Regions from separate parts of the Homo sapiens genome. Here regions 2 and 3 are each linked to region 1. The links are chromatin loops, found by intact Hi-C in ENCODE. Cell type or tissue: ascending aorta. All regions are shown on one strand.

What was found. A loop is a pair of places that touch in the nucleus more often than their neighbours do. Peaks named below come from ENCODE experiments on the same cell type or tissue, not always from the same donor. Only the 100,000 strongest peaks of a DNase experiment are listed, where the experiment ranks them.
Region 2: a loop joins it to region 1, with 2.1 times the contacts of the local background. A loop is called at or near these places in 2 of 110 quality-filtered maps.
Region 3: a loop joins it to region 1, with 2.4 times the contacts of the local background. A loop is called at or near these places in 4 of 110 quality-filtered maps.

What each region holds. Positions count from the first base shown.
Region 1 is chr20:46,898,587-46,901,086 of GRCh38, reverse strand. The region is part of intron 1 of EYA2 (EYA transcriptional coactivator and phosphatase 2); the gene reads right to left. EYA2-AS1 (EYA2 antisense RNA 1) reads left to right here. Exons shown (of 2, transcript NR_183876.1): 2 at 1-699. Among named protein-coding and RNA genes, the nearest start is that of EYA2-AS1, 1.9 kb to the left of the region's middle. RefSeq lists an enhancer at 1-515. In ascending aorta, no CTCF peak of the experiment used is centred here; a DNase peak (open chromatin) is centred at 1,264.
Region 2 is chr20:47,034,936-47,037,435 of GRCh38, reverse strand. The region is part of intron 5 of EYA2 (EYA transcriptional coactivator and phosphatase 2); the gene reads right to left. Among named protein-coding and RNA genes, the nearest start is that of MIR3616, 130 kb to the left of the region's middle. RefSeq lists an enhancer at 1,755-2,254. In ascending aorta, no CTCF peak of the experiment used is centred here; DNase peaks (open chromatin) are centred at 1,021 and 1,245; H3K27ac peaks cover 1,950 bases.
Region 3 is chr20:46,946,049-46,948,548 of GRCh38, reverse strand. The region is part of intron 1 of EYA2 (EYA transcriptional coactivator and phosphatase 2); the gene reads right to left. Among named protein-coding and RNA genes, the nearest start is that of EYA2-AS1, 46 kb to the right of the region's middle. In ascending aorta, no CTCF peak of the experiment used is centred here; a DNase peak (open chromatin) is centred at 1,543; H3K27ac peaks cover 2,014 bases.

The sequences.
Region 1 (2,500 bases):
GATCTTTCAACCACGGGCTCGGAAACCCGCTTTCTGTGTCCACTTCAACCAAACACGTCTAACAGGCAGGAATTTAGAGGTGGCCAAGGTAACGAGAACTAGTGGTTTTCACCCTGTTTGGTGACCTTCATAGGGCTTATTTATGCACTTCAAGCGCATGACCTAATACATGTTGGTTTGGCTTCTCTTCTCGTAATAGCAGCCTGTAAAAAGCTTTTGAGAATTCCCCGTGTTTTCTCATTTTGGGTCAAGAAAATAAAATCGATATCTAAGTAACCTTAAAAAAATGGCCTGCACAATCTAAAAATTTGGAATGTTTCCACTAGGACTAAGGATATCTCTGAAAGCCTCAAAGATCATCAAAATGAAGTCCAACATTTGCTGTTTTTAAGGTGAGATATTTGGTAACGGAGTATGAGAGAACTGGCTAAGGGGGCTTTTTGACATAAGTCAAACAATGACATTTAAAACTCACGTAAAAGCAATTACTGTGTGGAATTTTTCTGTGTTTTTCTCATTTCTTAAACAGAAGTGTATATGTTTTCAGCATAGCTTCTTGCTGTAATTTTCTTTCTTGACAAACCCACATCTTACCATGAAACCCAAAGTATGCATGCTGCAGAAACAATAATGGTTGAAACAGACCCGGCTGTCTCTGGCATGATTTTTCTTTACAAAATTAAAATGTCTTTTGGCTAATACACGTGTATTTCAGTTATGAAAGGCCATTCTTGGGAGATGAATAGAAAAGAAAGGGGAACTGACAGATTTAGCTGACGCGAGACAAAAGTAAGTTGCCATATACAGTAGTCAAACCCTCCAGTTCCTCATTCTTTGGGGAAAAATATGTTGATTTTATCATTTTTCCTTTAGTTACATTAGCAGAGAGTTGACAATTCTCCTCTGAATGACTGCAAGTAGATACGTTCGTATCTATTACATCTGGGAACACAGACTTTTAAAAAATGTAACTTTACTAGATACTCAAAAGGAAAAAAGAAGAAGAAAGTGCAATGCCATTGAAATTACACACATTTTCATGTTACTGACACAACACTATTGATACCAAATGACAAAAGAGTTTCTAACCTCTATTACATACTTTGTTCATTTTTAAAGATGTTTAAATTGGCATTGCGGCGCGTCTAAGTTCCTGTTTTAGATTTCTGCATATATCTGAAGGCAGAGGCAGACTTTTCAAAAATGCACGAGCAGGCACAACTGTGTTCTGACTACTATCATCCAAAGGCGATGACAGCGCTGACGAAGCCCCTGGATCCTGCCAAAGTTTGTCCCAAAGACGAGTCTCTCAGCCCCCACTGACCCGCAGCCTGCTGGTTCCAGATTCAGGCAACCAGTGGCCTCCCTTAACGTTCAAAGAGGCAAAGATAAATCATTCCAGCTACCTGACTCTCGGCACCACCTGTTCCAAATTATTCTTTGCTCTCCAAATGTTTAAAATCTAACCCGAAACAACACCCACCCATAGCGATCCAGCACCTTCCGGTAAACTTGACTTGGGCTGCGCCTACCGTAATGTTTTAGGGCCTCTCCACTGCCGGTAAATTTATTGACTCTTTTTAGGACCTGAAATGCGTAGTGTTAGTATCGAAGGAATAAATCAAATTAGCCCTTAAATAAACCGTCATTTTCCTTTACAGAACCATACCCAACCGGTTAAGGGTCATGGCTCACAGAGGTTTGTATTTGTGTTCCTGAATATTTAATATGATTTTGTTTCCCCATTTCAAACGACAGTGGCAAAAAACGTCAGGGCAGGTTCAGAAAATAACTGTGTTCTGTGCATTTAAAACCATCCAAATTCAGCATCTTCCTCCAAAGGAAATGATAGCAGAAATGTTTTGAGCCAAAGCTTGTATTGCACATGGATAAGGCATACTTTGCAGAGAAGCAAAAGCGTAGATTTCATTTTCACTCAGTCTGGCCCTGTGTCGGTCATTTGACCTGCGACTCAGTTTCCTTGTTAACAAAGTTGAAATAATGATAATAATACTCAAGGGGTTGCGGCAAGAATCCACTTTAAAAATACACGTGAAGAGCTGACTGCAGGCCTGGTATACCAGTTCTCAATAAACAGCAGCTATTTTCATCATTACTATTAAACAGAAGGGTATAATTTGCAAGTCAGAGAAATGACAAAGGAACTCAATAGGATGAAAATGAACAAAAAGAAATATGCACTAAAAATGAATGTATAAGCCTGTGGCTTCCTTCATGCCTTTTCCTCTAAATACACCTGGCAGGTACCTTAAAACTGATTTTAAATCACACGCCGTAAAGAACAAGGTCTTGCCCCTCTGATTCATTTACAATAACACAAGTGGGTCTGCAGCCTCAGTTACTGTCACTTCAAGTATTTACCACCTGACGGAGGGGGTGTTTATCCTCCTCCGACTAGAAAAGGGTGTTAGTCAAACACCATTAGGCCAGTTACGATCTTCAAACAGTGAAAACGAAGCATTGTCTCCAGCGAATTCTC
Region 2 (2,500 bases), 140 kb before region 1:
ATGCAACACGTAATAATGCCAATGAACACGGAGTGCTTCTTTTGCGCCATGTCTATTCTCAGTGTTGCATGAGTTTTGACTCATTTAATCACTACAACAACCTGCTGATGAGTAGGGGAATTCCCACTGATATGGTTAGGCTTTGTGTCCCCACCCAAATCTCATCTTGAATTATAATCCTCAATCCCCATAATCCCCAGGTGTCAAGGGAGAGACTTGGAGGAGGTAATTGAGCCATGGGGGTGGTTTCCCCCATACTGTTCTCATGATAGTGAGCGAGTTCTCATGAGATCTGATGGTTTTATAAAGGGCTCCTCCTTGCTTCTCTTGGCACTTCTCCTTCCTGCCACCTTATGAAGAAGGTGCTTTGCTTCCCCTTTACCTTCCACCATCATTGTAAGTTTCCTGAAGCCTCCCCAGCCATGTTAAACTATGAGTCAATAAAAACTCTTTCCTTTATACATTACCCAGTCTCGGTCAGTTATTTATAGCAGTGTGAAAACAAACTAATACACCCATCATTTGTATCTTACCAATGTGGAAACAGAGGTCCAGAAAAACAAAGCCCCTTGCCTGTCACATAGTTGATAACTGGCAGAACTGGGATTTGAATTTAGGCGATCTGAGTTCAGTGGCCACATTCTGAACCCCTGTACTTGGTTATGCAGGTGACATAGGTGGTGTGTGCAAAACTGTAGAACCTACTGGAAGGAAGGAAATAAATAAAGCAAGAACTTTGGATTCCGGCTGCCTGGAGAAGTGTCCTGATTGGCACTGAACCAAGCTGTACTGAAGCCTGAGGCAAAAGGAAAAATACATGCTCTTATATGCATTTCCCAAAATATCCTCCAATATTACGAAGCAAGTGGAAGAAGTTAAAAACACTATTATCAAGAAGCATGACTTTATAACAGTCCCTGTATTGCCAAATCTGTCTGCTTACCCTCCTAGCCCTGCCACGGCAGGACCATAATGCCCGTGTGCACCAGAACCCTGGGCTGATTGGAAACGACCATTCCTGTTCCACAATATTGCTGGGTCACTAAACAAACAGCAGGAGTCTGTCTTTATTTCAAAATTTGATACTTTGTTCATCAGGGAGTTTTTGCGCGAACTTTGGCTATTTTAAATAGTGCCTTAAAATAGTTATCCATGATTGAATTTCCTGGCACTCTGTTACATTTTGCACATGGAGCCAGTGCCTCTCTTACTTCATGCTAGTCCCGGCCCTGATCCCGGTTACGCCACCTCCCAGCTTTCTCGCTTCCTCCCTTGGAGTCTCAGTTTTCTCATCTGTCAAATGGCAACAACTTGCTGCAAACACTGAAGTGGTGACCAAGGGAGTGAATACTGGCCAAGTGCTCAGCCTGGTCCGTGGTCCCCAGAAGCCCTCATTCAGCGTGAGCATTGTTTTTTCTTTCTTTTGAAATAGGGTCTTACTCTGTCACCCAGGCTGGAGTGCAGTGGCACAATCACAGCTCACTGCAGCCTCGACTGCCCAGGCTCAAGTGATTCTCCCACCTCAGCCTCCCAAGTAGCTAAGACCACAGGTGCACGCCACCACACATGGCCCCCTTTTTCTTTTTTTTTTTCAGAGACGGGGTTTTGCCATGTTGCTCAGGCTGGTCTCGAACTTCTAGTCTCAAGGAGTCCTCCTGCCTCCGTTTCCCAAAGTTACAGGTATCAGCCACCAAGCCCGGCCCAGTATTAGCTATTTTTATGATCATTCAGCACCCATCACTACACTGACCATTAATTCATGGCGGCCCTGATTAGGCTTGTGGTCACTAGGTATTTGTCAGACAAACACTGACTATTAGGATACATTACTAAGCGTCACTGCCTCAGGGTCCCAAGCTGCCATTAGAGAGAGGAGAACAGAGGTGCACGCTGGAGAGACATCTATTATGATTTTTTTCTTCCCCTTCGGGAAGGGGTGGCGGGTGGTGGCAGACAGAAGGGGCTGGTTTTAAAACAATAAAGTCAATTTGGTACGGTCTGCTTCAGTGTTTTGAGATCTTTGAAAGAGATATTGTGTGGCTATGGGAGGGGGTGGCTGGGAAGAAGGTTCTATTTATACTTAAAGAGGGAGCCCTGACCTTTGCTGGCATTGGCCTCTTGCTGCCTCACTTGCTGGGGCCTAGACCATCTTTGCCGCCACCGTCTCAGACTGAGACTAATACAAGCCAGCTGAGCAGCAGGATCCTTGACCGACCTCTTTCACTAGGGTGGTTTCAATTTTTGCTAAGCCCAGCCAGCTCAGGGACAGGACGCAGTTCTTGGCTCCAAGCCTCTTGCAGCTCAGCCAGGGACCCTGGTTGGGTGATGTCGTGGGTAGAGTTGCGTCCCTTGAAAGGCTATGTTCATCTCCTAAGGCCCAGTAGCTGTAAATGTGATCTTATTTGGAAACAGTGTCTTTTGCAGATGTAATCAAATTAAGATGAGGTCATAATGGATTAGGGTGTCTTCATAAGAAGAAGGAAATTTGGACCCAGACACA
Region 3 (2,500 bases), 47 kb before region 1:
TACAGCTGATAAGAAATATTAGTCCCTCATCTTATGCAGCTTATCGTCACTTGGGGTTTTCAAACTATAGAGTCTCACCCATAGATGGGTTAATAAAATCAGTTTAGTGAGCTGTGACCAGTGTTTTTCAAAAAAGAAATAGAGTAGACCAGGGTTGGCAACCCACAGCCTATGAGCCAAACCCAGCCCACCGCCTGCTTTTATAAATAATGTTTTACTGGAACACAGATAAGCCCATTTGTTTACATGTTGTCTCTGACTGTTTTTACGTGACAACTGCTGCACTGAATAGTTGTGACAGAGATGGTATGGCCCGCAAAGCCAAAAATAGTTAGCATTTGGCCCTTTCCAGAAAAAGTTTGCCAACTCCTGGGATAGACTAATATGGTAGTAATTTTTTTCTTTTGTTTTCTTTTTTCTTTTTCTTTTTTTTTTTTTTGAGACAAGGTCTCACTCTGCTGCCCAGGCTGGAGTGCAGATCATAGCTCACCATGGCCTTGACCTCCTGGGCTCAAGCGATCCTCCCACATCAGCCTCCTGAGTGGCTGGGACTACAGGCATGCACCACCATGCAAGGCTAGTTTTAAAACTTTTTGTAGACATGAGGTCTCACTATGTTGCCTAAGCTGGTCTGGAACTCCTAGCTTTAAGAGATCCTCCCACCTTGGCCTCTAAAAGTGCTGGGATTATAGGCAGGAGACACCATGCCCAGCCATATGGTAGTTATCTTAATGCTGTTGACCAAATATCTCAGATTCACCTTCTGGGTCCACAGTAGGGCTGCACTTCTTCACTCTATTGAAAGTTATGGTCATGTGAGCTGCTTTGACCAAAGAAATATTCAAAGAAATGGTGAGTACCACTCTTGTCAGACACTTGGAGATCAGTGTGTGATGTTCTGCTCCTTCAGGATCCCCAGTGATCCAGGGCAAACGTGGAGCAGGAGCAATAAATAAATGTCTGTTGATTTAAGGCACTCAGATTTGGGGTTACTTGTTACCACAGCATCATCAAGCTGATCCTGACTGGTGTTCATAGAAAATACGAGAGCTTATCACATATAGTAAGGCAAGCATTGTTTCTTAAAACTTTCATTTCTGTATGTGTTTTGTGTGGTTTGTGTGTGTGGTGGGGACATCTGTGTGTATGCAGTTTATTGTATGTCATTACAGGGGTGACATATAAAATATGTCCTTTATGAGGATCACAGTCCAAAGTTGTTTAAAAACAGTGGTCTGGAACTTTGGAAAAAAAAAAAAACTTAGATTCCAGAGAATAACATCTAAAATATTTGAAAGACTAGACAAGAGAACCTGGGAGAAAAGTTCTAAGATGAGTTTGGGAGGGTTAGTAATGCTCTTCATGTACATGCAAAAAAAAGTCTGCTTCTCAGCCAGCCATTCCTCAACTCTTTAGAGTAGAGGTCAGCAAGCTTTTCTGTGAAGAGCTAGATGGGAAATATTTTAGGCTTTGGGGGCCAAGAGGTCTCTGACGCCACTTCTCAGCTCTGCTGTTGTAGTGGGAAAGCAGCCATAGATAACACAGAATGAATGGGTGTGGCTGCTTTCCAATAAAACTTTATTTACAAAACAGGCAACTGGCCAGGTTTGAGCTGTTGGCCTCAGTTTGCCAACTCACGCTCTAGGGGATCAAACAAAGAAGTAGAAACAGGCCAAAACTGCAGTAAGAAGAACTGACTCTTTAGATCTATGGAAGAACTAAAAGGGAGTTCGTAGAACAAAGCCCCATCATCTACGTTGGGTGGGTGGGGAGGGGGCAGTCAGTAAACTATGGCCCATGGGCCAAATTCTGGCTGCTGTCTGGTTTTGTATATAAAGTTTTATTCAGTTATATACTGTCTATGGCGGCTTTTATGTGATAAGAGCAGAGTTGAGTAGTTACAGCAGAGGCCCCCAAAGCCAAAAATATTTATGACATGGTCCTTTACAGAAAATGTTTGCTGACCGCTGGCCTATATGGCCTTACTCATACCCAGGCTCATGTTCAAATGATGGTAATCAGGGGCTTAGGGTGGACCCAGGGTCATGTCCAGAAAAGTTCTTAGAACAAAGGGAGCCCCTCGCACAATGATATTTTTAATAAAGTAAATAGGGCAACAGCCAAAAAAAGAATCAAAGTAACCCTTGGCCCTGCACCCTGGGGAGATTTTGACCGCAGTGATGCTCAAGAAATGAGTTCACAGCTAAAACGTGCTCCATAAATGTTAAAATAACAAGAACAATAAATGGCAATAAAACACAAAGCCATGTACCTCGTCTCCACGGGCAAGACCTCCTAGGGCTTTGAGCTTAGAAGTAGGGAGGGAAGCAGCCCTCCCGCTGATGGCCAGTCTTGGCAGAGGGTCCAGCAATCCTGCAGGGATCCAATGGGTGAGGTCCAGAGGAGGAAGAAGTTCAAATATAAACAGGCACTGGAGGAGGACAACCAAGGCCACTGAGACTCTAACCCCCACTGGGAAAGGGACCCAGATCCTGAGGTC